Regions from separate parts of the Homo sapiens genome. Here region 1 is linked to region 2. Evidence: read pairs that join two places in POLR2A ChIA-PET (ENCODE). Cell type or tissue: MCF 10A. All regions are shown on one strand. Links, peaks and the distances in the headings refer to the core of each region. The heading gives the core; the rest is flanking DNA.

The links. Peaks named below come from ENCODE experiments on the same cell type or tissue, not always from the same donor. Only the 100,000 strongest peaks of a DNase experiment are listed, where the experiment ranks them.
Region 1: POLR2A ChIA-PET joins it to region 2 with 20 read pairs; 8 of 35 experiments call an interaction of 5 or more read pairs at or near these places.

The regions. Positions count from the first base shown.
Region 1 is chr17:67,215,315-67,226,033 of GRCh38, reverse strand. It overlaps HELZ (helicase with zinc finger), which reads left to right. Exons shown (of 33, transcript NM_014877.4): 4 at 7,212-7,439; 5 at 10,099-10,135. The coding sequence starts at 7,230. It also overlaps the pseudogene RPL36AP48. Among named protein-coding and RNA genes, the nearest start is that of HELZ-AS1, 24 kb to the left of the region's middle. RefSeq lists an enhancer at 1,727-2,021. In MCF 10A, for the core only: a CTCF peak has its summit at 4,762 (motif pointing left); a DNase peak (open chromatin) is centred at 4,773.
Region 2 is chr17:67,276,143-67,286,861 of GRCh38, reverse strand. No RefSeq gene overlaps it. Among named protein-coding and RNA genes, the nearest start is that of HELZ, 36 kb to the right of the region's middle. In MCF 10A, for the core only: no CTCF peak of the experiment used is centred there; DNase peaks (open chromatin) are centred at 4,901 and 6,341.

The sequences.
Region 1 (10,719 bases), core at 1,390-9,389, 61 kb after region 2:
CGCCTCAGCCTCCCAAAGTGCTGGGATTACAGGTGTGAGCCACCACGCCCGTCAGGGAGTTCTTTATATTTCAGATCTGAATCCTTTTTCAAATAAGTGATTTGCACAAAATTTCTCCCAGTCTCTAACTTGTCTTTTATTCTTTTAACAGTGTCTTTTTCATGGTACAAAAATGTTTAATTTTGATAAAATTTATCGATTTTGCTCTTTTGTCAGATTGTGCTAAGATGAATCAATTTTAGAACAAGTTTCTGTTTTATAAAAGTGGCAAAAAGTAAGTTAGGGATGGGATACTGTCTGAAAGTTGACTTTTGTGGAAGGATGCAAATGTTACCATTTTATGGAAAGATGGTGCTAATTAATACACTCCTTTGTCTTGGGACACTTAGGATTTTTGCTTAACCAAGGAGATAATTGGCTTAGGGGTGTGTGTGTGTTTTACATTTTTTAAAATGGTAATCACTAACATTGCGGTTACTAACACAGACATACTTTTTATAATGCAGAACTATGTTAACCCTGTTTCAGAATTAAAAGGTGATATTTCACTGTCACATTTGGTGCTTTTGGGAGTGCTGGACTTTGAGTTTTTACTCTGTTGGAATAGCATTAGAACCTTAGTTGCTTGTGGGCTCAGAATCAGTGTCGTGGTAAAAGTAGGAGTTGTCGGGCTGCCTGGATTTGAATCCTGCCTCTGTCGTTTACAGTGTAACTGGATAAGTTAACTCTGTGCTTCAGTTTCCTCATCTGTGAATGGGAATGATAATAACAATTCTAATATCTACTTTATAGGGTCATTGTGAGGATTAAATTAGATTACGTACATATAATCTTTTAAACATCTGGCACACGATGAACCTTCAGTAAAAGCTTCTTGTTATTACTGAAGTAACTTTATAAGTTGTTAAAACAAATGCTTTGGGCTTATATATATATGTAATTTTTTAAACATAAACTCAAGATTTTATTGTCTTCATAATAAAAGATGACACATAGAACTGGATCACTTGACCCTTTCTCTTATCTCCTTCCAGTTCAAAATGCTTGCATCTTTTTAATAGCCAGCATTCTCTTAGATCTGTTTGGGCTCAACGCACTCAAGTCTTAGCACAGTCGTCTTTGTAGTTTTAGCCTTCTTCCGGAAGATCGGCTTAGTTTGCCCACCATAGCCACTCTGTTTCATGTCATAACGCTGCTTTCCCTGGGCATACAGAGAATCCTTGCCCTTGTACTGTGTCGTTTTGTGGGGTTGGTGCTTGCCACACTTCTTACAGAAAGTCCGGCGGGTTTTAGCAACGTTCACCATGTTTGCATGAGCACTATGGGCATGGAAACCTAGGCTTATATTTTTAAGACACAGAAGAATCATATATCACACTAAGCCATTTGTCTCCCATGCTCACTTATTTTTTCTCTTTACACTTACTGTTATTAGTAATAAATAACATGATCATTGTTATTAATAATCGTGTATACACTATTTTACAAGACAATTATCAGCTCATTTGGTACTGATCAGATTATCTAAATTAAGACTGTCTTGGTTCCAACTGCCTGAAATATCAACCTAAACTGACTTAAGCTGGAAAAAAGTTTCTTGGCTTACCTAACTTCGAAGTCCAGGCACAGCTAGCCAGAGCTGGATTCAGGGGTCAGGTGATGTCATCAGGACTTAGTTTCTCCCTGTGAATCAGCTCTGCCTTTTCCTGTATAGACTTCAGTTGCTGACACTGTAAGAAAAATGGCTGCGGTATATTCAACCCCCTGTAGTTTCTCAGAATTTAGATTCAGCTGCAAGGAGCTTCAGTTTCTTTCCCAGAAGCCTCAGCGAGTCTCATGGTGTCTCATTGGCTCTTACAGGGTCATATGGCCTACCCTGAGCCAATCCCTGTGTTCAGGGCTGTGAGGCTCGGATTGGCCAGTTAGTGTCACATGCCACCCCACATCCCTGGTGGAGTTAGCTCTTCAGGAACCACATGGTCTGAGAGATGGGGAGAGGTGAATTCTCGAAGGGAAATCGTGGGCTTTTATTACCAGGGAAGGGAATGGGTATTTGGTGGCAGAACAACTAACGTTCATTGCATGGTATTAGTCTCTTTTTATAGGTCAGCAACAGATCAGAGGAGTTAGTGGATTTGGATTAGAGTCCTGGTTTCTGATTTCAGCTTTCTTGCTTGTGAAGTCACATCCTCCAAGTCAGTGTTTCTCACAGGGATAGGAGTTTAAAGGAAATTAGTGTTTTATGTTCCTTTGATAAAAGTTTGGATATTTTTTTTTTCTTTGAGAGGGAGTCTTGCTCTGTCGCCCAGGCTGGAGTGCAATGGCGCAATCTCAGCTCACTGCAACCTTCGCCTCCTGGGTTCAAGTGATTCTCCTGCCTCAGCCTCCCGAGTAGCTGGGACTACAGGCATGTGCTACCACATCCGGCTAATTTTTTGTATTTTTAATAGAGACGGGGTTTCACTTTGTTAGCCAGGATGGTCTCAAACTCCTGAGCTCAGGTGATCTGTCCGCCTCAGCCTCCCAAAGTGCTGGGATTACAGGCGTGAGCCACCACGCCCGGCCAAGTTTGGATAATTTTTAACAGGAAGAGAAAGAGTCAAGACAGATGGGGCGGACCTCAGCAATGGGCGAATGTGATGCTTCTTCCTACATTGGTGTGCTTAATGTGCTTAATGTGACTCAGCTCCAGCGACTTCCATTCCCTGGGCCACTCTGTCCCTGTGGGAAAAATCCTTAGAGACCCAACTTAGTATCTTCTTTTTTTCTTTTTTGAGACGGAATCTCGCTCTGTTGCCCAGGCTGGAGTGCAGTGGCGCGATCTCGGCTCACTGCAAGCTCTGCCTCCCGGGTTCATGCCATTCTCCTTCCTCAGCCTCCCGAGTAGCTGGGACTACAGGCGCCCGCAACCATGCCAGGCTAATTTTTTTTTTTTTTTTTTTGTATTTTTAGTAGAGATGGGGTTTCACCGTGTTAGCCAGGATGGGCTCGATCTCCTGACCTCATGATCCACTCGCCTCGGCCTCCCAAAGTGCTGGGATTACAGGCGTGAGCCACCGTGCCCGGCCTCACTTAGTCAGTATCTGCCCTTGGATCTGGCTGTTACGTTCAGGTAGCAGGATCACATACAATAGATACAGATGTATCGATGTGTCCTAGGCAGGGGTGTCAGCTACACTCTTGAAGTGTATCTGGGAGCTGGCCTCATTTAGAAGTACTTCTAGATCTCTCACTGCGTATTATCCATAGTCCATTTTAGCATGGCCTGAGATGTTTTCTCATTTTGACTTTGACAGACAGTTTTGCTTTTATGCTTGATAAACCACTTTAGCTTCTTCAGAAGGAGTGGGTGCAGTAAGGTCATGCTGTTTTCTGAAAAGCTCGACAAAACAGCTGAACGGAGCATGCGTTGTATTGAGTTCCACACTACAGCTAAGTGACCCTACTGTGATTCAGGTAGATCTTGGAAACTAGTCATCAGGCCCTGATTAACAAAGGTAATTGGGGTAGATATCCACTTCTGAGGAAGGGTCGTAAATTGAGTCATTTCCTCTCAAAGCTCCTGAAATTCATAGTTCTGCGCTTAATCTCTACTTACATATTAATGTTACCGAGCTCTCCCTGGCTAATATGTTTGGGAATCATTGTTGATATTAATCTTTGTGATCATCCCTCATAGCCAGATTTACGGTTTAGCTAGTCCTTGTCAGTGACTTGCAGATATACTTTTTTCTCCAATGGCTATTCTTTGGATAATCATTACCAGTGTATTGAGATGGAGAAAATAGGTGAAAATCCTCTGTCAAGTAGGTAAAGTAATTACATAGAATAATACTTCATTGTCTATACCGTATTGTATGTTGAGATCAGTAAAGTGATTTCAGCTTTATGTAGGCTGGGTACAGTGGCTCACGCCTGTAATCCCAGCATTTGGGAGGCCAAGTTGGGATGATCTTTTGAGGCCAAGAGTTTAAGACTAGGCTAGGCCACACATTGAAACCCTGTCTCTACAAAAAAATAAAAAAAAAATTAGCCGGTTGTGGTGGCATGCACTTGTAGTCCCAGCTTTTTGGGAGGCCAAGGAAGGAGGATGATTCCCAAGTGTGTGGCAGCAGGAGCTATGATTGCACGACTACACTCCCAGCATGGGCTGCGCAGCGAGACTCTGTCTCTTAAAAAAAAAAAAAAAAACACAAAAAACAGCAACAACAACAACAAAAAACTTTATATAAAGTGAAAATAAGGAATTTTAGAGACATTATAATAGCTAACACTTATTGAGCACTTATGTCCCAGGCATTCTTTTAAGTACTTTATAGGTATTATTTCACTTAATCCTTGCAGTAACCCTAGGAGGTAGGTATTAGTTGTCTTCCCAGTTTAGAGGTGAGCAAGTTGAAATAATCCATGTAAAGCCACTTGCCCCAGGCTATGCAGCTGGAGAGTGGTGCAGCTGGTGAATTCTGGTTCCCAGTCTGTGCTCTGGATCACTGTGCTATACTCATTCCTAAGAAAGATTTTAGCTGGTGCATTATTAGCTTTGTTTTCTTACGACTTCTTTTTGTATTATTGGTCTGGATGTGGGCTGGGAGTTCTGTAGGGAAGATTTGCTAATTCTAGGGCCTCTGGTATCCATGGACTTTATGAATCTTGTGTTGCTGTTATCTGGCAAGCAGTGTATGCTTGTCTATATTAGTAGTTCTCAACTAGAGCTGATTTTGCCTTCTCCAGACATTTACTGGAGACATATTTGGTTGTCACAAGTCAGGGGACGTGCTACTGACATCTGCTGGTGAGGACTAGGGATAATGACTGCTCAATAACCTACAATGCACAGAATGGCCCACAGCAAAAAATTATTGAGCCCAAAATGTTAATAGTGTTGATATTTTATATCTGGACTATATCATGAGTTAGTAATTTTGTAATGCCACTCTTTGTCTAATGGGCAACATTGCTGTAGTGATACAGAAATTATTTTTGACTTTTATTGAACAATTGATTTCACCCACATCAATGTATGTTTGTGTAACAGGCATGCATACCAACTGTGTCTTATTTAAATCCCCTTACCCTTAAACTAAACTGGGAATTACAGCCTCCCTGAAGGAAAGCTGAGGAAGTTTAAAGGGAAACCATGTAAAAGACCAAGAATACAGTACTCTTTTTTTTTGGGGGGGGGGGAGTTATCTTAATAACACAATTAAATTTCTTCTTTTTTTATATTAAAAGTGTTAGTTTAGGCTTGGTGCAGTGGCTCACACCTGTAATCCTAGCACTTTGGTTGGCTGAAGCGGGAGGACAGCTTGAGCCCAGGAGTTTTGATACCAGGCTGGGCAACATAGGGAGACCCTGTCAATACAAAAATAAAATAAAATAACGATTTAGCGGGACATGGTGGTGCATGCCTGTAGTCCCAGCTACTCAAGATGCTGAGTTAGAAGGATTGCTTGAGCCTGGCAAGTCGAGGCTGCAGTGAGCAGTGATTGTGCCACTCTACTCGAGCCTAGGTAACAGAGTGAGACCCTGTCTCAAAAAAAAGTGTTAAAATTAAAAATTCCAAACTGAGAAAAGTAGGGAATGTTATATTGTACCACATGTGTAAATCCCCAATATTGAACAAATGCTGACAAATACTGTTGAAGTCCTTTTTGAACTCTCCCTTATCTCATTCCCTAGCTATTTCTACTGTTTTGGTAGACCAAGAATCTCAAAAGCTGAAGGGGCTTAGACCTCTTCAGATGTCTGTCATCTTGCCTCCTGCTGCTCTCTATGAGCTGCCCATCAATGACTTTTCTCCCCTCATCTTGCACTGCAGTTTATTGGCAGCAGATGGTTACAGCACAGCGAGGAGAGGGCAGGGCCCATGTGTCATTATAAAAGCCGAGAAGGCTGGCAGAGAACATATATGTAGGCTGGAGGCAGGCGGAAGGGACAAAGAAGTACCGTAAGGCCAGCGGTTAAGGTGGAAGGTAGGGAGGAGCAGGAGAGAGAGAAGGTGGATGCAGGCACGGAAAGCAATCTGTAAGTTTGACAGAGATGGTCAGCAAGAGTGACTCTTTGGAGCAGTATTGTGAATGTCAGGTCAAAGGATGTCGGTCTTCTGTGTCCAAGTTTTCCACCCCTGCCATGAGTGTTATAGCTAGGGAGAAACAACGTGTAAACTCCTGCTATTTCTTACTTGGACTATTTTAGTGATCTCTTACTAATGGCAATGTTTGCCATTTCTTCCCCTGTGGCAAGCTGTGATTTCTTCTATTTCTAACCAGTTCTTTATAGAACTGGTAGGACTTATGTTTGATAGATTCCTTCCGTATTTAAAAAATTTCATCGTGTTCCATTGCCTGTGGAATAAAACCCTTGCTTCTTGTTGTGGCATTTGAGGTCATTCATAGCTTCTCTTACTCCTCTGATGTACCTTGAGTTTAGGCTGTGTATTTTCTCCCCTTGGTGATTTCACTTGAACTCGTCTCTCTGAAAAGCTCACATTTGCTCTCCCTGTCATCTGTATGGTGAACTCCTGTTCACCTTTTGCAATCAGCTCATGCCTTTAGGCAGATGGAATAAGTCTTTTTTGTAATTGTTCATTTGTGCTTTGCCTGTCTTGCTAGAATCTGAGTTTCTTGAAAGCAGAGATGACATGCCCTGTCTTTGCATTCATTGCTGCTAGCACAGGGCCTGGCCCTCGAGAAATGTTTGTTGAATTGAATTAATGGACAGTTCATACAGTTCCAACCAGTTTTTTAATTGGTGGGAAATAATCCTGCATGGTATAGATTTTGGTTTTTTGCAATCATGGTCACAGAACTGTGAGACTGAAATTAGGAAACTGAAATTTGGAGATTTGGATATGAAACGTTTCTGTCCCTTTGGTTAAGAAAGGGGATCCTTTATGGTTTGTTGTATACTTTGCGGTATTCACAGTCATGTTTCATTTCTAAATTTGCCTCATTTATAAATTTGTTATATTGTTGGTATGATCCTGGCTTATGATTGACATTTTGCTTGAATCTTAGTAAAGACTTCATAAAATATCAAAGAGAAGTATAGATTTTGTAGCATCAATAGCTGCTGCTTAGCTGTGACCTTGATCAAAAGGCTAGCTGAGAGTATTCAGATAGATAATTAAGCCAGCTGAGATAGGAATGGGGCTAGAATTTATAATTAATAAGTTTAAAAAACCTTCTCTTGTTCTTTCTCCCTGTCTGTAGGATTTTTGTCCCTGAGTCATGGAAGACAGAAGAGCTGAAAAGTCATGTGAACAAGCATGTGAATCACTTAAGAGGCAGGACTATGAAATGGCCCTCAAGCACTGCACAGAGGCCCTTCTTTCTCTTGGCCAGTACTCCATGGCAGACTTCACAGGGCCTTGTCCATTGGAAATAGAACGCATCAAAATCGAGAGTCTTCTCTACAGAATTGCCTCATTTTTGCAACTGGTGAGTAAACACTGTCAATAAGCCAATGCTGAACTATGTAAAATGGCCTTTTTCATTGAGGGGTGACGATACAAATAGCTAATTCTGGGCCAAAGAGATGTGAGTGAAGTGGCTGGTGATTGCTGAATATATTTGATGGCAAGGTAACTACGTTTTTGAACCTTGAAAACTGTTCTACTTTAGGGCATTTTGGATTATGCACTCACTCAACAAGTATTTATTGAGTATGTACTGTGTACTAGACACTGTTCTAGGTTCTTGTTATATATATTGATGAAAGAGAAAGAAAAGTCTCTTCTTTATGATACTTTTTCTAGTAGGGGAACAGAAAATAAACAATAAGCATTATAAAAAATAAACACCGGCTGGGCGTGGTGGCTCATACCTGTAATCCCAGCACTTTGGGAGGCCAAGCCAGGTGGATCATGAGGTCAGGAGTTTGAGTTGGCCTAACCAACATGGTGAAACCCTGTCTCTACTAAAAATACAAAAATTAGCCAGGCGTGGTAGCGCGTGCCTATAATCCCAGCTACTCAGGAGGCTGAGCCAGGAGGATCGCTTGAACCCAGGAGGCAGAGGTTGCAGGGAGCCGAGGTTGCACCACTGCCCTCCAGCCTGGGCAACAGGGCGAGACTCCGAGACTCCGTCTTAAAAAAAAAAAAAACAACAAAAAACAAAAACCAAAAAAAAAACCCCACCATAGATTGTTAAAAGGTAGTAACCGCATGAAAAAAGGAGAACAGGGCAGGGGAGATTGGGAATATTGGGGTTAGAGATGTGGTTACAATTTTAAATAGAGTGGTCAAGGCAGGCCTCATTGAGAAGGTGATAACCAGAGGCAAGGGGGTGAGCCATGTGTAAAACTGGAGGAAGAGCATTGCAGGCAATGGAAACAGACCCAGCAGCAGAAGCATGCCTGCTGTGCTTGAGTAGCAGCTAGGAGTTAGTGTGGCCAGAGTAGAGTGCACGCGGTGGAGAGGTGGGAGGACCAAAGCCTGTGGGGCCTGCTGGCTCGTGATAAAGACTTTGGTTTTTATTCTCTGTGAGTTGGGGAGCTATTGCAGGGCTTTGGGCAGAGGAGTGGTGTGATCTAATTTAACAGAAATTGTTTGACTTTTGTGCTGAGAATAAACTGTAAAGGGATAAGCGTTGATGCAAGGAGACTAGATTGGAGACTATTAGAATAATCCAGGCCAGAGTGGCTCAGATCAAAATGGTAGCAGTGGAGATAGTGAGAAGTAACTAGGTTTTGGTTTATACATTGAAAATAGAAGCAATCAGGTTTCCTAATGTATTGAATGCAGGGAATGAGGGGGAGCAGTCGCAGTTACTTACCTCGATACTTTTTGTCTGAGCAATTGGAAGAATGATGTTTCCTTCAACTGAGGTTAGAAGGCTACAGCTGGGGAGGAGGTTTTGTGGGGGAAGGTGGGAGTTCAGTTTTGGACGTACTGAGTTTGAGATGTCATTCAGATACCCAGCTGAAGATGCTGAGTAAGCAGTCAGATATGCACGTATGGAATTTGGGAGAGAGATTCATTGAAGACTGTGGGATAGAAGTGCTATATGATGTCTTGAGCCAGCGTAGAATCACCAAGGGAAAATGAGCATCATAGAGAAGAGGCGAGGACTGAGGGCCGAGTCTTGGGCTGCTGCAGTGTCAAGAGGTTGGGGAGCAGAGCAACAACCAGCAAAGCAACCTAAAGAGCAACCCTGAGGAAAGGGGAAAGTGTGAGAGGAAGGAGTCCTGGTAGCCGCGTGAAGGAAGGAAGTGTGTCCAAGTGAGGAAATGAGGAGTAGTGTCAGCAGCTGCCAAGAAAGCCATGAGAATGTGTCTGAGTGGGCACATGTGAATCGTGTGGGTCCACATGGATGCAGTGGAGGTCACTGGTGATCTCTTGAGAGTGGCTTCCTTGGAGTAGTGGGTGAAAGTCTGCTTAAAAAGAGGGCTTAGGAGAGAATTGGGGGAAGGAATTGAAATACATCAACATAGACAACTCTTGAGGAGTTTTGCCATGAAGAGACACTAAAGAAAAAAAAGAGAAAGGAAAAGGAAAAAGAAAAAGGAATGGTAGCTAGTGGGAGAGATAAAGTCAAGGGAAATATTTTTTTAGATGGGAGAAATAACTGTATTTCTGTATAGAAATGAACCAATCAAAAGCAAAAAATTAATGATGTAGGACAAGTCGAGGAGGCTTGCTGGAGTGCCATACCTGCGTAGGCGGCTGAGTTGATCTGCACAGGCGTAGGTTGACTTTAGAAAGGAGCATGGTAGTATGTCTGTTAACAGGTAGAAGGAAGACAGAGTGTATGCTGGGAAGTGGGGAGACGTGGTGGTGACAGTCTATGAAAATTCTCTTCTTGTGGCTTCAGTTTTCTCAGTAAAGCTTTTGGCGGGGAGGGAGGTGCTGATGAGTTAGGGTTAGAGAAGGTGAGAAGTAGGAGTGGGGGTCCATGGACTAGGAAGTATACTGTGACGTTTATTTGTAGAGTGCCCTGTAATCCTCAGAGGGCACATGTGTTAGCTTTGCTCTGTGAATAGTAAGTTTACAACATTAATGATTAAACTTTGAAACAAAGCCAAGTTTCCCTTTGACAACATCTCTGTTAAAAGCAGCTCTTGAAATACTTAATTTTATCTTGTATTTTTGTTTTGCAGAAAAATTATGTGCAAGCTGATGAAGATTGTAGACATGGTATGTTTAAAAATGAGACTCGAATTATTGAATTGAACAATGTTTAAGGTTTGATTTTTTTTTTTGGCTAATTTCAAAAATGATGATAATGTTTGAAAAGCCCACCTTACTGTGGTGGCTAGTGACTGATTTGGATGATGACATTCCCACTGAGCTGGGCATACCTGTGAACATTGCTCTTACTCATGAATGTTTAAGTTCTTGTCACTCCCCTGGGAACATTGATGATGTGTCCTTTTGAAGTTTGTGTGAGGCCGGGTGTGGTGGCTCACACCTGTAATCCCAGCACTTTGGGAGGCTGAGGCGGGCAGATCACAAGATCTGGAGTTTGAGACCAGCCTGGCCAATATGGTGAAACCCCATCTCTACTAAAACTACAAAAATTAGCTGGGCGTGGCGGCGCATGCCTGTAGTCCCAGCTACCTGGGAGGCTGGGGCAGGAGAATTGCTTGAACCCGGGAGGCGGAGGTTGCAGTGAGCCGATATCACAGCACTGCACTCCAGCTTGGGCGACAGAGTGAGACTACGTCTCAAAAAAAAAAAAAAAAAGTTTGAATAGCTCCAGTCACAAGGGCCAAAGTTTA
Region 2 (10,719 bases), core at 1,611-9,610:
CATGCCTATAATCCCAGCACTTTGGGAGGCTGAGGCGGGTGGATCACGAGGTCAGTTGTTCAAGACCAGCCTGGCCAAGACGGTGAAACCCCATCTCTGCTAAAAATACAAAAAAATTAGCCAGGCGTGGTGGGAGGCCCCTGTAATCCCAGCTACTCGGGAGGTTAAGGCAGAGAATTGTTGCTTGAACCCAGGAAGCTGAGGTTGCAGTTAGCCAAGATCATGCCACTGCACTCTAGCTTGGGCAACAGAGTGAGACTCCATCTTAAAAAAAAAAAAAAAAAAGAATGACTGTGATCTTGGGATTATTATAAAAATACTTTAACTGGCTGGATGCAGTGGCTCACATCTGTAATCCTAGCACTATGGGAGGCCGAGTTGGGTGGATCACCTGAGGTCAGGAGTTCGAGACCAGCGTGGTCAACATGGTGAAAACTTGTCTCTACTAAAAATACAAAAATGAGCTAGGCGTGGTGGTGCGGGCCTATAATCCCAGCTACTTGGGAGGCTGAGGCAGGAAAATCGCTTGAACTTTGCGGGGGTGGAGGTTGCAGTGAGCCAAGATTGTGCTACTTCACTCCTGCCTGGGTGAAAGAGCGAAACTCCATCTCAAAAAACAAACAAAAAAAACTTTAACCTGGTGGAGGCTTTGAGAAGAGGTCATGGATATTCCCAGGGGGTCCCCAGATGACATTTTGAGAACTGCTGGCCTAACCCATTCTTTATTTTATTTTATTTTATTTATTATTTTTGTGGTACCTAGTAGGTGGATGTATGGCCTAAGCCATCCTTCAGTGGATATTGTACTGCCAAGGGCAAAAATCCTCCTAACTCATACACCACCTCAGGGTTGGTGTGCTGGTTCCCTTCCTTTAGATTTTTTTGTTTGTTTGTTGTGTTTTAAGATGATCTCACTCTGTCGCTGTGGCTGGAGTGCAGTGGCGTGATCTCAGCTCACAGCACCCTCCACCTCCCGGGTTCAAGTAATTCTCATGCCTCAGCCTCCCAAGTAGTTGGGATTAGAGTTGCCCACCACCATGCCCAGCTAAATTTTGTATGTTAAGTAGATACGGGGTTTCACTGTGTTGGCCAGGCTGGTCTCGAACTCCTGGCCTCAAGTGGTCCACTTGCCTTGGCCTCCCAAACTTCTGGGATTACAGGCTTGAGCCACAACACCTGGCCTTCCTTCTGATTTTTGCATGACTCCCTCTTACTCCATAAAGTCTCCACCCAAAATGTACTATTTACATTCCTTAGTAAAACTATCTTGGGTCACCTGGGTAACTGTCTCCTTACCTTGCACTTACTGCTACCCTGCACTAGGTTATATATTTGTTTACCAGTCTGTTGTTTAAGAGCATAAGCTTTCCAAGGGCAGGTGCTTTGCTTTGTTCATGTGTGTGGGCACTCCATAAATGTTTGTTGAATGAGTCAACGAATGTGAGTGATGATATAAAGATAATCTAGAATACACTCTAATTTATATGAAAAATAAGTGATTTGGGCTGGGCATGGTAGCTCATGCCTGTTTTCCTAGCACTTTGGGGGAATCACTTGAGGCCAGGAGTTCAAGACCAGCCTGGCCCCAGACCAACATGGCGAAACCCTGTCTCTACTAAAAATACAAAAATTAGCGGGGCAGGCTGGGTGCAGTGGCTGACGCCTGTAATCCTAGCACTTTGGAAGGCCGAGGCAGGCGGATCATCCGAGGTCAGGAGTTCAGGACCAGCCTGGCCAACACGGAGAAACACTGTCTCTACTAAAAATACAAAAACTAGCTGGGCAGATACCTTTAATCCCAGCTACTTGGGAGGCTGAAGCAGGAGAATTATTTGAACCCAGGAGGTGGAGGCTACAGTGAGCCGAGGTCATGCCACTGTACTCCAGCCTGGGCGACAGAGCAAGGCCTCATCTCAAAAAAAAAAAAAGGTGGGGGGAGCTTTTTGTGATGTATTTTAGTTTCTTCAGCAACTTTTTTTGTTTGTTTGTTTGTTTGTTTTTTGAACAGAGTCCTGCTCTGTCGTTCAGGCTGGAGTGCAGTGCAGTGGCACAATCTCGGCTCACTGCAACCTCCACCTCCCGGGTTCAGGCAATTCTTTAGCTTCTGTCTCCTGAATAGCTGGGATTACAGGCACCCAGCACCATGCCTGGCTAATTTTTGTATTTTAGTAGAGACGGGGTTTCGCTATGTTGGCCAGGCTGATCTTGAACTCCCGACCTAAGGTGATCCTCTCGCCTCAGCCTCCTAAAGTGCTGGGATTACAGGCATGAGCAACCGTGCCCGGCCCAACCTTTTAATTAGAAGGTTATCTGATCGTCCTCAATGGAGAGATAGTACTTTGGGGCTATGAGAAATGTAGGTAAGGCATTTTATAATTAAGGCACTAGTACCAGCACTTTGCATTTTTCTTTATTCCAATAGACTTTAATAATTTAGAACAGTTTTAAGTTTGCATCAAAACTGAGGAAGATACAGAGACTTCTCATATACCTATTGCCCCCATATAGGACAGCCTCCCCCATTATCAATATCCCCCGCCCGAGTGGTACCTTTGTTACTGTCAGAGGCATTTGAACGAGAGCTACTCCATCTTGAACAGGAGCTGGGTAAAATAAGGCTGAGACCTGCTGGCTGAGACCTACTGGCTATATTCCCAGGAGGTTAAGGCATTCTTAATCACAGGATGAGATAGGAGGTCGGCACAAGATACAGGTCACAAAGACCTTGCTGATAAAATGATGTGGTAAAGAAGCTGGTCAAATCCCACCAAAACCAAGATGGGGATGAAAGTGATCTCTGGTCATCCTCATTGCTCATTACATGCTCATTATAATGTATTAGCATGCTAAAAGACACTCCCATCAGTGGCATGACAGCTTACAAATGCCATGGCAATGTCCAGAAGTTACCCTATATGGTCTAAAAAAGGAAGGAACCCTCAGTTCCAGGAATTGCCCACTCCTTTCCAGAAAACTCATGAATAATCCATCCCTGGTTTAGCATATAATCAGGAAATGACCATAAAAGTTGCCAGCTAGCAGACCTCGGGGCTGTTCTGCCTATGGAACAGCCATTCTTTATTCCTTTACTTTCCTAATAAACTTGCTTTCACTTTCCTCTATGGCTTGGCTTCAAATTCTTTCTTGTGCGAGATCCAAGAACCCTCTGTCGGGGTCAGAACTGGGACCCCTTTCCAGTAACATTACCATCAATGGGCCTGTACAACATCATCACTCAAAGCCCATAGTTTATATTAAGGTTCACTCTTGGTATCGTACGTTATGGGCTTGGACAAATGTAAAATGACGTGCATGTATCTGCATTATAATATCATACAGAGTAGTTTCACCCTCCCCAAAATCCTGAGCTTCACCTAGTCATCTGCACTTCACTTTTTTTCTGGAAACGCCTGGGCCCAACAGGCAGTTCCTTGGAATGGTGAATGGCAGAAGTGCAGGTAACACAGTCTTTATTTATTTATTCTTTTTGACGGAGTCTTGCTCTGTCGCCCAGGCTGGAGTGCAGTGGTACGATCTCGGCTCACTGCAACCTCCGCCTCCTGAGTTCAAGTGATTCTCCTGCCTCAGCCTCCCAAGTAGCTGGGATTACAGGCGCCCACCATCATGCCCAGCTAATTTTTGTATTTTTAGTAGAGACAGGGTTTCACCATATTAGCCAGGCTGGTCTCGAACTCCTGACCTCAGGTGATCTGCCCACCTCAGCCTCCCAAAGTGCTAGGATTACAGGCGTGAGCCAATGTGCCCGACCCAGGTAACACAGTCTTATGTGCTGTTTACACACTTTGATTGGGACTGGATTCTGGGGGAAAAAACATAATAAACCAAGCCAGATGGATCACAATTTTGCCCTTCATATTATCATATTATCATTTTCCCTTCAAAGGTCTTTTGGTTTGTTTGTTTGTTTGTTTGTTTGGGTTTGAGATGGAGTCTTGCTCTGTCGCCCAGGCTGGAGTGCAGTGGCGCAATCTCAGCTCACTGCAACCTCTGTCTCCTGAGTTCAGGCAATTCCTGCCTCAGCCTCCCAATTAACTGGAACTACAGGTGCAGGCCACCACACCTGGCTAATTTTTTGTATTTTTGGTAGAGATGGGGTTTCATCATGTTGGCCAGGCTGGTCTTGAACTCCTGACTTTGAGGCAGGCAGATCACTTGAAGTCAGGAGTTCCAGACCAGCTTGGCCAACATGGTGAAACCCCTATCTCTACTGAAAATACAAAATTAGCCGGGCATAGTGGCAGAGGCCTGTAGTCCCAGCTACTTGGGCGGCTGAGGCAGGAGAATCGCTTGAACCTGGGAGGCAGAGGTTGCGGTGAGCTGAGATTGTGGCACTGCACTCCAGCCTGAGTGACAGAATGAGACTCTGTCTCAAAAAAAAATTGATTTTTAAAATATAGTTTCATGATCTGCTTTTGTCAAAATGGCCTGTAGCACTATATCTAAATATCTGTCAGGATGTGCTTTGCTCAATTTTACAAAATCTCTCAAAGGGCGGTCATGAGCTTTCCTGATAGGAATTCTCAGATTTCGATTTGAACTTGATGGCCTGGAAACAGGAACATCAGGGTGGTTATGGTGCTGTACATATTCCAAAAGCAGCCCCATGAAGTCTGTACAGTAAATCTGGTTATCTGGCCTGACCTAGATAATAATATCTAGACTGGAAAAACAGATTTGCTCTTATTGTTATTGCTGTTGTTTTGTAATTAAAGTTCTATTTAATAGAGAGTTACTATTTAGGTCATACCTTGCTGACTCAATATTTAAAGAATTAGCAAATCTCACTTCCTCGGGCACTCCCAGCCTGACAGGCTGGGCATGGAGACACGAGTAATAATCCTAATTGTAATGAGGCTGGGTGAGCTGAATTTTCATCCTGCTCCCATCCCCTGAGGCGCCAAGAAACCTCCCGGCAATTTGGGCCTGCCAGCAATGGTTGTCAGTTGAGGTAGGATGCTTTGTCATGCAACTGTGAGCAAGGAACATGGGCAGGCTCACGTGCTAAGCACGGGGCAAAACAGATTCGTTTATAAGAAACAGGATGAACGCTGTGTTAATAGAAGGAATATGAATCTCCTATGCAGTCCAGACAGGAGAGGGTTTTGGGAGAAAATTAATCAAGGCAACATATGTTTGATTTTTTTTTTTGAGATGGAGTTTCACTCTTGTTGCCCAGGCTAGAGTGCAATGGTGCGATCTTAGCTCACCGCAACCTCTGCCTCCCGGGTTCAAGGGATTCTCTTGCCTCAGCTTCCCGAGTAGCTGGGATTACAGGCATGTGCCACCACGCCCCGCTAATTTTGTATTTTTAGTAGAGACGGAGTTTCTCCATGTTGGTCAGGCACGTCTCAAACTCCCAACCTCAGGTAATCCACCTGCTTCGGCCTCCTAAAAAGTACTGGGATTACAGGCGTGAGCCACCTTGCCCAGCCACATATGTTTGATTTTAAATACCCTAGGACAAACCAGCTGCAACTCGAAGTTGAGCCTCTCCCTACCCTAAGACATCCCCCACATTGTTGAAACCAGAGCTTACTCTCATCTCCCTGGGGAAGCCAGGAAGGCTGGAGCTCCAGGAACCTAGTTGACTGCTTTGCAGGAGCAGCAGTGACTGGGCCATCAACATGCTTTTGACACCAGAGGCTTGTGAAATTTGCAAGACACAGACAGGGAGAAGGATGGGAATTGGAGCTTGATCATTTTTGTAGGGAAAGGTGACCAATGGGGAAGAAAGAGGAGGAAAGGAATCCAAAGTAGAAGGCGGCTTAAAGGCAAGTCAGAATGGACTTCTTATTTGCCAGAAAATCCACTGCATGACACAATACTCTAGATACTTTCTAAATAATCAAAAGAAAAAAAATCAAATTGTATTCAGAATTCTAATGGACTTTTACACCTAGCAAATGTCTGGGTTTTTGTTGGTTTGTGTTTGAGGTGTAAGGAAGGAGTGATATCTCGAATATAATCTTGGATTCTATCACTAGCATTTAAATTCAGTGGGTCAGTACAAACCCAAGAAATGCCCTAAAGAATAGGACTTTGCAGAATACATAGGAGAGCTGCCCAAATGGCTAATTTAGGTTTTCCAACAGGGCTATTCCTCTTGGAGGTAGACACTGGACACTGGATGCTCTTAATTTCTTTTCCAAAAGTGAAAAAAAAATGTTATATTGGTGGTGAAAGCCCTTCCTCACCTCTGAGAGACGAGTAATGCAAACTATGGGACTGATGAGGTCAGGGTACCGGGTATGAGGCTCTGGTTTCAGCAAGGCAGCAGCTGGAAAAACTGTCCAACCTCTTCTCCTTGGCAAATAGGGCCTTGGATTCTAGCCCAGGCCAGGAGCTTGGGAGTCAGGTCTGGGCTTGAAAGAGGACATGATCGGTCAGCAGTTATGAGGCAATGGAAAATACCGAAATTGATTCTCCAGTGAGGGTGGGTTAGGCCTGTGCTCTGGGTCATGGTGCAAAGGCGAACTGGTATTGAGTCTCGGGAAAGGGCAAACAAAGAAGGAAGGAAAGCTTTGAAACATCAAGTCCAAAGCCAGGATTTGAAAGGGTGGGTTGGCAGTCCTGAATTGGCAAGAAGAGGGGAGGCCTGACGATCCCCAGAGGAAAATTTACATAGGCAAGAACTTTTATGGAGTGGAATGGATAGGACTGTTGAGAAGTCCTCATCATCATAGGACTGAAGAAGGGAGGACCTCCTGTGGGCCTTGGAAAACCATAATGAATGCCAAACAGAAAAGATGAATCTTCTGAGATACTTTCCAGGGAAAAGGGGGAGGGCAATGTCTATTTGCTATATATATATATATATTTTTTTTTTTTTTTTTGAGACGGAGTCTTGCTCTGTCACCCAGGCTGGAGTGCAATGGCACGATCTCAGCTCACTGCAACCTCTCCCTCCCGGGTTTAAGCGATTCTCCTGCCTTAGCTTCCTGAGTAGCTGGGATTGCAGGCGCCCACCACCATGCCCGGCTAATTTTTGTATTTTTTAGTAGAGACAGGGTTTCACCATATTGGCCAGGCTGGTCTTGAACTCCTGACCTCAAATGATCCGCCCGCCTTGGCCTCCCAAAGTGTTGCGATTACAGGCATGAACCACTGCACCTAGCCTGGCAATGTCTATTTGCATTCAGAGACACCCCCGCGCCCCTGCACCCCCTCCTCCCCACTCAGCATCCTCCCACCCTCCGGACCTTCCCAGGCAGGGCTTGTGCTCTTCAGTTCCATTTAGTGTCTGCAGCTGTTCTCTGCGCAGTTGTTACCGGTGATAAAAGAAAAACTTCAGCCGAATTAAATTTAATGGCGTTTAATTAAGCAATGACAATTTGCAAATTGGGTAGCCCCCAGAATCACAGCAGATTCAGAGATTCCAGCGTAGCCACGTGGTGGAAGAAGGTTTATAGACAAAAAATGGGAAATGACGTACAGAATTTGGAAGTAAGGTAAAGAACAGCTGGATTGGTTACACCTCGTTGTTTCCCTTATTTGAACAGACTTTGAACACTCAGCAGTGTATGAATGGCTGAAGTATGGCCACAGGCATTGGCCAAGACCTAGCTATTGTTACAGGTGCATACTTCTAGGTTAGGTTTTCAATATTGTCTACCTATTAAGCTAGGTTTTGGTTCACCCACAAGGATTCAAATATAGAAATACGGAGTCCTTCTCAGGCCATATTTAGTTTGCTTTAACACCGGAAAGGGGTCCCAATCGAGACCTCAAGAGAGGGTTCTTGGATCTTGCACAAGAAAAAATTAGAGGCGAATCCATAAAGTGAAAGCAAGTTTATTAAGAAAGTAAAAGAATAAAGAACGGCTACTCCATAGGCAGAGCAGCAGCTTGGGCTGCTGGACTAAGGATACTTATAGTTATTTCTTGATTATATGGTAAACAAGGGGTGGATTATTCATGAGTTTTCTGGGAAAGGGGTGGGCAAGTCTCGGAATCAAGGGTTCTTCCCTCTTTTAGACCATGTAGGGTAGCCTCCTGACATTCCCATGGCATTTGTAAATTGTCATGCTGCCGCTGGGAGTGTCTTTTAGCATGCCAATGAATTATAATTAGCGTATCATGAGCAGCGAGGACGACCAGAGGTCGCTCTCGTCGCCATCTTGGTTATGGTGGGATTTGGCCAGCTTCTTTACCGCAACCTGTTCTATCAGCAAGGTCTTTGTGATCCGTATCTTGTGCAGACCTCCCATCTCATCCTGTGACTTAGAATGCCTAACCTCCTGGGAATGCAGCCCTGTAGGTCTCAGCCTCTTTTTACCCAGCCCCTATTCAAGATGGAGTCGCTCTGGTTTAAACGCCTCTGACACACTGAGTAACTGGGCAGGTTTTTGTGGCTGGGTGTTCCTTGCTACTTATGATCCAGGAAGTGGAGGTTGCTTATACCCGCAAGGGATCTGGGACAAAGGAGCTATCCTCTGCCTGCTCTGGATAATCCCTTTGCTGTTTTTGCTTTTTTTTTTTTTTTTTTTTTTTTTTGAGACCAGGTCTCCCTCTGTCACCCAGGCTGGAGTACATTGGCACGATCTCAGGCTCAATGCAACCTCCCAGGCATAAACCATCCTCCCACCTCAGCCTCCTAAGCAGCTGGGACTACAGGAGTGCACCACCATGCCCGGCTAGCTTTTGTATTTATTTTGTAGAGAAAGAGTTTCACCATGTTGCCCAGGCTGGTCTCGAATTCCTGGGCTCAAGCAATCCTCCCACCTCGACCTTCCAAAGTGCTGGGATTACAGGCGTGAGCCACCGTGCCTGGTTCCTGGATGATTTTTTTGCTGGCCTTTCTCTAAACCAAATACACACTGAATGCTAACTAGTGTGTAAAAGCAGCTCTTTCGGCCGGGCGCGGTGGCTCACGCCTGTAATCCCAGCACTTTGGGAGGCCGAGGCGGGCGGATCATGAGGTCAGGAGATTGAGACCATCCTGGCTAACACAGTGAAACCCGGTCTCTACTAAAAATAGAAAAAATTAGCTGGGCATGGTGGCGGGTGCCTGTAGTCCCAGCTACTCGGGAGGCTGAGGTGGGAGAATGGCGTGAACCCGAGAGGCGGAGCTTGCAGTGAGCCGAGATGGCGCCACTGCACTCCAGCCTGGGCGACAGAGCGAGACTCCGTCTCAAAAAAAAAAAAAAAAAAAAAGCAGCTCTTTCCTAAAGAGTTTAAGATCTCATGCAAAGCCACACCAAATGTGAAGGGGATGGTGATTAGGGCCATATCCTTGTCTGCTCAGTCATTTTCAACTGGATCGTGCCCATTACCCTCCTTTTAACCAAACATTTTGTAATACTCTCTCTGTTCTCCTGAAATGAAATTCATGGGAGCGGGGAGGTTGAGGGGGGAGGGAGAGCATCAGGAAGAACAGTTAATGGATGCTGGGCTTAATACCCAGACGATGGGATGATCTGTGCAGCAAACCAGCGTAGCACATGTTTACCTATGTAACAAACCTAAACATCCTGCACATGCACCCCAGAACTTAAAAGTTGAAGATAAAAAAAGAAATTAATATAGAAAATAACCCACTTATGCACATAATTCCAAAAATGAAACTCCACAATACAATGACCTAATATAAAGGAGAAATAAATGGCATTTAATTTATAATAAAATAAGGTAAATAAGATACAAAATTTCAATATGTAAATGCTTGGGCATGGCTACACTAGAAGACATAAGGAAGTAACCAGATGCCTGTGCGTAGCTATGGAGTCATCCCAACTGGCACACTACAAAGACAGACTGGGATGGGTGGACAACATCATTGACTTAAATACCAGGGGTACTGTGGCCAGTAGTGACATCCTTTCCAAAAGAGGAAATAACTTTTGGGAGGGCCCTGCACAAAACGAAGCACAGAATTTATATGATAGTCGAATCCCTAAAACTTTCACGATTATTTAAAATGGGTGGCTGGGGCTGGGAGTGGTGGCTCACGCCTGTAATACCAGCCCTTTGGGAGGCCAAGGTGGGTGGATCACCTGAGGCCAGGAGTTCGAGACCAGCCTGGCCAACATGGCAAAACCCCGTCTCTACTAAAAATACAAAAAATTAGCTGGGGCCAGGCGCGGTGGCTCACACGTGTAATCCCAGCACTTTGGGAGGCCAAGGCAGGCAGATCACGAGGTCAAGAGATCGAGACCATCCTGGCCAACATGGTGAAACCTGTCTCTACTAAAAATACAAAAATTAGCTGGGCGTGGTGGCGCACACCTGTAGTTCCAGCTACTTGGGAGGATGAGGCAGGAGAATCGCTTGAACTGGGCAGATGGAGGCTGCAGTGAACCAAGATTGAGCCATTGCACTCCAGCCTGGGCAACAAGAGAGAAACTATCTCAAAAAAAAAAAAAAAAAAAAGTGCAGCTGGGCATGGTGGCTCACGCCTGTAATCCCAACACTTTGGGAGGCTGAGGCAGGTGGATCACTTGAGATCAGGATTTCGAGATCACCCTGGGCAACATTGTAAAACTCCATCTCCCAGGCAGAGGGGCAGCGCCAGGACCAGGAGAACGGGTCCTTGCTAAACATCAAGGTCAATCAGGAGGCTGAGATCGCCACCTATCGCCACCTGCTAGACGACGACGAGGACTTCAATCTTTGTGATGCCCTGGACAGCAGCAACTCCATGCAAACCATCCATAAGACCACCACCCCCCAGATAGTGGATGGTAAAGAGGTGTGTGAGAC